Regions from separate parts of the Homo sapiens genome. Here region 2 is linked to region 1. A link is a contact called in ENCODE Hi-C or POLR2A ChIA-PET data. All regions are on one chromosome and are shown on one strand. The core of a region is the stretch at or near the end of the contact, and the rest is flanking DNA. Distances in the headings are between cores, read along the strand shown.

Region 1 (3,215 bases), core at 318-2,817:
GAAAAAAAAAAGTTTTCTGTTGTTGCTGTATGGCAAAACTATGCGAACAAATTAGTCCAGGTAGTACATATACAGCCAGATACATGACCAAAATGGCATTATCCAAGTTCATGGACGAATTTATTCACCCAGCTTGGCTTCAAATTATTTGGGCTATTTTCAAAAATCAAACCCACTTTCGAGGGTCATTTAATTCCATTTCTTTATCTCACTCAGGGTGATTTCTAGAGCCCCAGAGCATATAAAGATTTCAGAAGTAGACACAATACTCTTTGAAAGAGAAGGTCAGAGAGAACTACGTGAGATTCCCAGGTCTACACTGACTCATTATATGATTCTGTGGGCTTAAATGTTCTAATGCTGGTTGTGACTGTTATAGGACAACGAGGGAGATCCACAGAGAAATAATGGTATATTTACTCATCACCCAGAGCTCCTAGAAGCTAGCAAATACATTCTTTCCTCTCTAGTCCTAGCACTTAGCACATAGAAAAAACTCTACTTTACTAAAGCAGAATCTTCAGTCTATTCTTCAATAGATCTTAAATCTATTCTTCAAGAAGAATAGATTCTTCTTGAGTAAATAAGGCTCAGATCCTGCTTCCAGGAGCTGAAATCTCTGTTGGTGACTGACACAGATCCGGGATACTATAGAAGGCAGACAATGTACATGCAGTTTGAAAATTAAATTATGAGCCTAACTCTCCAAACTATCATTTTCCACAACATGTCTCTTGCTCATCCTCATATTGCTGTGTTTAGATCTAGAAATAAACTGCACATTTCCAATGCTTAGTGCAACAAAATAAACCTTGCCTAATGTAAAAAACTAACAGCTGCCAGTATAATCCCGGAGAAAGGGAAAGTTTCTATTTATTCCTTCAAATAGCCCCATAAGGGCAGGGTAATATTCCATGAGGAGATCTCACTTCAAACATGCTCCTGTTTGGAGGGAAAAGAAATCTGGAAGCAGGAATGGGGAAGTAGAACAGGTATCTTCAGTGGTCTCACAGAGTTGTCCTTTGGCCTCTTAAGGAGAATTATCTGTGACCCTGGTCAGCTTCCCCAGTCATATCTGTTGCCCTTCCTTGTGCCCAAGAAGTCCGCACTCTATGCACGCACTCTGGTTCAGGGCCTTTGCCCCTTCTTTGCCTACAATACTCTGGCAGGGTAAATTCTGAGCTGTCCTTCAAAACTGGGCCAGGTATCACTGCCTTCAGAAAGCCTGCCCTGGCACCAATCTCCCTTTCTCTGTGCTCACATTGTGCCTTTTATTTATCTTCGGTATAACATTCATTATACATTAAATTATACTTGTTATATTTGTCCTTCTTTCTCACTGTGCTGCCTTTTGTTTCTAACCGATCACTGAGCACAGTTCCTGGCATAAAGTAGACAACGATAAATGCTAGACGGATGAATACATTTCAGGTAGGTTATGGATGAATGAAGACCTTCCCTGTTTGACAAGCAAGGCTGACCCTTGCTGGGAGTGCTGCTGACTTCACCCCAGGAGGGCTGAAGCTCAGCAGAACATTCAGGGCACACAAGTCACTAATATGCTCAATATAGGGAGAATAGCAAGTGGCAGATAAAATTATACCGCAGGCCTTATGATTCATAGTCCAGGAACTTTCCACTACTCCACAGGGATTTATTAATAGATCTGAATTCAGATTTGACTCTCAGCAATCCCAAATATTTTATTCTTGCAACTGGGAAAAGAGAGGGGAAAATTACACAACAAAAAGGATACTATGAGCAATATAGGCTTAAATTTTTACCTCCATAAATATAAATGTAAGTTAATTTTAGCTTAATTTCACATTGAATTCATTTGTTTAAAAATTAATTATGGTAAAGTTGAATTAAGTTACATAGGAAAGAGATAACCATTTACTTAAAGAAAACATCCATTTTTAATTTAATATTCCCTTACACATGCCACACACTTTCATATCTTCATGCCTCTGCTATTATTTTCTCTGTGCCGGAAATAACATTTTCCTCAAACAATACTTAGTCAAAAAGTATTTATTGTGTAATAAGGCACTAGAGATCCATTGGTGAATAAAACCAGTGTGGCAGGTTCTTATGTTGCTTATAATCAGAAAAAGACAGGCATTAAAGAGGATTCTGAGTGTCTTGAATACTGGGAAAGTAGAGTAGAAGGCAGAGGGAGCAATGGGGGGTGCAACCCAGTCCATGGAGTCGTAAAGCAGCAGTCCCTGAGGAAATGAAACAGAACATGAGACTGGAAGAGAGGGAGAGGGAGAGGTAGAATCCCATTTGTAGAAATAGCATTTGCTATTCTCTGTGGAAGAGAAAACACATTTCAAGTTGCTGAAAGAACACTGGGTCTCTGGAGCAGAGAGGGAGAGAGGGTTGGAGGAAATGAGGTAAAGCCCAGACACACTTTCCTCAAAGAGTAAACATGAAACTTCAAAGCTTAATTATCCCAAATTATAAACAAAATAAAACTCTCCAGGATTAATATCATCCTATTTGTTTTTCTTTTAGAGGTTGTATTTGGTTGACGTAGATGCTGATTTAGTAGTGACTCTTGTAATACATCATCTTTTGGGAAAAAAAGACATTCATTTCTTTTGTGTAGCTGGACATCACGGATCACCACCCAGGATCTGTCTGCTGATCCTTGCATGATTCCATGCTCTCCAACATTCAAAGGCAAATCCGAATTCCAAATCAGTCATTGATATGAACATGAAATCCCCAAGGAAGCACGTTCCAAGCTGAGTAAGAATGATAAGGGTTAGATGAGTTGTCAATTGCTTCACAGCATATTATGCCAAATCCTAGCCTCTTAAACAATGAGCATGTATTATCTTACACAGTATCTGTGGGTTCTGAATCTGGAAGTAAATTGGCTAGGTAGCTCTGGCTCAGGGACTTTCATGAGGTGGACAATCCAAGGCTGAGAATACCAAGAAGGGTGATCACTGGGGACCATCATGGAGGCTGGCCACCACAAAAACTCTGAATATTTCTAATCTGAAAGGCAGTATTTGGTGAAAGGACATTAGCCTTGGAGTTACTTGGATCTATATTTGAATCACAACTCTGCCACTTACTGCGCCACCTTAGCCCCATTAACTAATCTTTCTAAATTCCAGTTTTCTCATTTGTCAGATGGGGCTAATAGCATCTAGCTTATTGGACTATTCTGAGGATTAGGTACAGATAATTTTGGAGGC
Region 2 (3,215 bases), core at 716-3,215, 38 kb after region 1:
ATGTCCCCAGGAAGAGGCAACTATGGGCACCAAGGAGACAGCCTTCAAGCTTTCAGGTCACCCAGAGTTTTCCCCATCCCACCTAGCACAGCTCCTATAGCAAAGCAGTCAGTGGTCAGGAAAGAAAAAGAGAGAGAGGCCTGACTAAGCCAACTCTTCTGGAATTTATGTAAGCTTTTTCTTTTACTTATTTTTCAAATGTCACAAACATCAATTTTGGAGCAAGCAGGCTACAAAAAGATGCTTTTGTTCTCTCAGCCTAATGATATATATGTAAAAAGAGAAGGAATAAGAAAACTTTGGAAAGAACTTGCACCTCCAAAATGTTTGAAGTTATTTAGAAGGTTAGGTGTTTTACACACACATACACCCTACAAACTACATACATACATGTACATACTATGGTTGTATAGTCTTTGTAATACTCTTAAATCTAAACTTTATTTTAAGAGAAAAATGAAGGACTTGCAGCCCCAGAACATAGTTAGTCGTTTTTTCCCAGGCATGTCATGCTCTACTGTTGCCACTTGTAATTGTTTTGAAGTCAAGTCAGGCTTCCAATAATAACGTTTATATTAATTATTCTAATTGTCAACTACTCCATTGCAAATTAGAAAACCACCAATACAAATGTCATTTGCTATAACAAGTCAATGTTTATACAAGCTTGCCCAACCTGCAGCCCAGAACAGCTGTGAATATAGCCCAATACAAATTCATAAACTGTCTTATAACATGGTGACATTTATGCACGGATTTTTTTTTTTTTTTTGAGACAGGGTCTCACTCTGTTGCCCAGACTGGAGTGCAGTGGTGCATCTTGGCCCACCACAACCTCCATCTCCCAGGCTCAAGTGATTCTCCTGCCTCAGCCTCCCAAATAGCTGGGATTACAAGCGCCTGCGCCACCTCACCCAGCTAATTTTTGTATTTTTAGTAGAGATGGGGTTTCACTAGGTTGGCCATGCTAGTCTCGAACTCCTGACCTCAAATGATCCACCCGCCTCGGCCTCCCAAACTGCTGGGATTACAGGCGTAAGCCACCGTGCCTGGCCCCTGCACAGACCTTTTTTAAAGCTCATCATCTATCCTTAGTGTTAGTATATTTTATGTGTGGCCCAAGACAGTTCGTCTTCTTCCAATGTGACCCAGGGAAGCCAAAAGATTGGACACCCCTGATTGAGAACAATGCCTGGAACTTTGTAGCTCTCAAAAGTTTGTTCAATGAATGAATGAGTGAATGCTTCCAATACAAAACCTTAGAACAGGCAAGTCAAAATGTCACCAAAAGGTGGGAAGAAGAGGCATTCACGGTACTGGTTGAGTGCATAGTAAATAAGGTACTTGCACAACTATGGGCAACAAAGAGACGGCTTGGGAATTATCAAACACCAATTTTGATTTTGATGAGAACAGTCATAACCCAATATTTGAAGATTTTGATGGTTGCTTCTTCTTTGCCCCTCTAACCACCCCCCCCACCCCAGAACGATGAAGGGTTAACCAAAACACCACCAAAGGCAACTACTTATTACCTTTGTTATTCCCACATAAAAAATTGAGCAGACCTATTGTTTAAGCAGAAGAGGCAGTCCCTCAATGAAGCAATATCCTGTTTGAATAATTTAGGATGGGGCATAGGCCAGCCCACACAGCGCATTTGTGTGACAGGGCGTCCCACTCAGACGTCTCCATTTCCGGTATCTAGAGCCGGCTGCCCTCTAAAAATCCCCCTGTTACAGTCGGGATAGAAAACAAAAAGCTTAATTTACCAGGAGGCTAAACAGATTGTGCCTTCTTAGGCAAATGTTCCACCTGCTTGGCCAATTAGCTTCCTCTCCCGAAAGACTCGTTCAACAGGTTTCCTTTTTCTCTTCTCTGCCTCCTGGGTTGGGGAAAGAGGCTGTCACTTCGCTTCGACCCTCCCCTTCCCTCCCTCTCGGCTTTTCCACAGTGGGTCGGACCAATCGCGCCCGCTCCGACGTGTCCAGGTCCGCGGCCCCGGGAGCTTGGCGCGGCCCGGCCTGGATGCGCTGGGCGGAGGGTGCAGGGGAGGGCACGGCGCCGCTTGCTTGGCCTGCGCACCCGGACCTAGAAGCCGGGACGAGCCGGGGCAGAGCCAGGCGCGCGGAAGTCTGAAGGTGCCCTCCAGACACGGCCCCGATGACTGAACTACAGCAAGATGTGGAAGACACAAAGCCTGCGAAAGTGCTCGGGAAGAGGGAGAGCAAACTTGGCTCAGCCCAGTGAGTATTCTCAGCTGGGACCCATCCAAGGAGGTGGGAGGAGCGCAGCCTAAACTTCTCTGCCCCGGGACGCATTTTGGGTGGATGCGGATTTCTGGAGCTCCTATATGGACAATCTTGTGGCGCGCTCTCTCTGTCTCTCACTCTCTCTCTCTGTCTAGATATTCAGTTAAGGAGATGGTTTAGATTGATTGAAAAGTCTACTGTAGGATTTAAACAAATTCTCTTAATTCAAAACTCACTGGATGTTGGGAAAATAATTTTGTAGAAAATAAGCCTAACCACATTGAAGCTCAAAGTCCCAACACAGCCCTTCGTTTAGAATGACCATTTTCACAAATTCATTTTAGTTCAGCAAATAATTGAGTATCTACTTGTTCAATAACGATGGGCAATACAAGGATAAATGTTATTTTGGATCTGCCCTTCTGGAACTTCAAGAGCAGAGTGGGGATGGGGGAGGCACAAATGAATATTACTGTACTTCAAGGGACTTTGGTGACCATTGCCACATTAAACACACAGACAAGGTATGATAAAGAGTTTAGCCTATAATTGAGTCTTCTCTACTTTTAAAATATTTATCTATTTTGCAGTCTTTGGTAAAATTGGTTTGGGAGGAGAGGTTGTTTTTTTCCTACAAAGTGGTATTTTCTAAGCCTACTGAAGTCACTTCTAATTCAGTCTATGATTTTAGACACTAACCCTTCTGAGCTCTAAAACTCTTGTTCTGGTATCAGGATATGAGTAATTTAGGAAGGAGGGATATGTATTATCATAAGGTTATACTGATGTGATAATTCCACTTTGAAATCATTTTAAGTTGCCAAATTTTTGTGCTTAGAAACCCGGTCTAACTTCTGTTTTGAACTTCATAACTTACATTAATTATCACTAGGCTCAAAGTCTTGTTGAAGTCTGGGTGTCCCCATGGACATTTCTTCTAAGAGGATTAGAATGACTTGCTCC

What was found. A loop is a pair of places that touch in the nucleus more often than their neighbours do. ChIA-PET counts read pairs that join two places held with the same protein, here RNA polymerase II (POLR2A). Pooled maps may share reads with other maps.
Region 2: a loop to region 1 is called in a map of PC-9, with 5 times the contacts of the local background. The contact joins the promoter of GRAMD2B here to the enhancer-like site in region 1. A Hi-C loop is called at or near these places in 25 of 168 maps with a recorded cell type or tissue (CD4-positive, alpha-beta T cell, CD8-positive, alpha-beta T cell, Caco-2 and 16 more) and 22 of 50 pooled maps. POLR2A ChIA-PET finds 5 or more read pairs at or near these places in 10 of 52 experiments (AG04449, BJ, GM10248 and 7 more).

Annotation. Positions count from the first base shown.
Region 1 is chr5:126,383,609-126,386,823 of GRCh38, forward strand. It overlaps LOC101927514 (a long non-coding RNA gene), which reads right to left. Exons shown (of 3, transcript XR_001742874.3): 3 at 2,650-2,753. It also overlaps a transcript of GRAMD2B not described here. Among named protein-coding and RNA genes, the nearest start is that of GRAMD2B, 38 kb to the right of the region's middle. Within about 2 kb of position 1,568, at least 4 of the 41 ENCODE cell types and tissues checked have a DNase peak (open chromatin) inside an H3K27ac peak, as active enhancers do; they include PC-3, PC-9, ascending aorta and 1 more, where a contact is called at or near this core.
Region 2 is chr5:126,421,444-126,424,658 of GRCh38, forward strand. It overlaps GRAMD2B (GRAM domain containing 2B), which reads left to right and starts at 1,966. Exons shown (of 14, transcript NM_023927.4): 1 at 1,966-2,246. The coding sequence starts at 2,164. RefSeq lists a silencer at 1,941-2,070.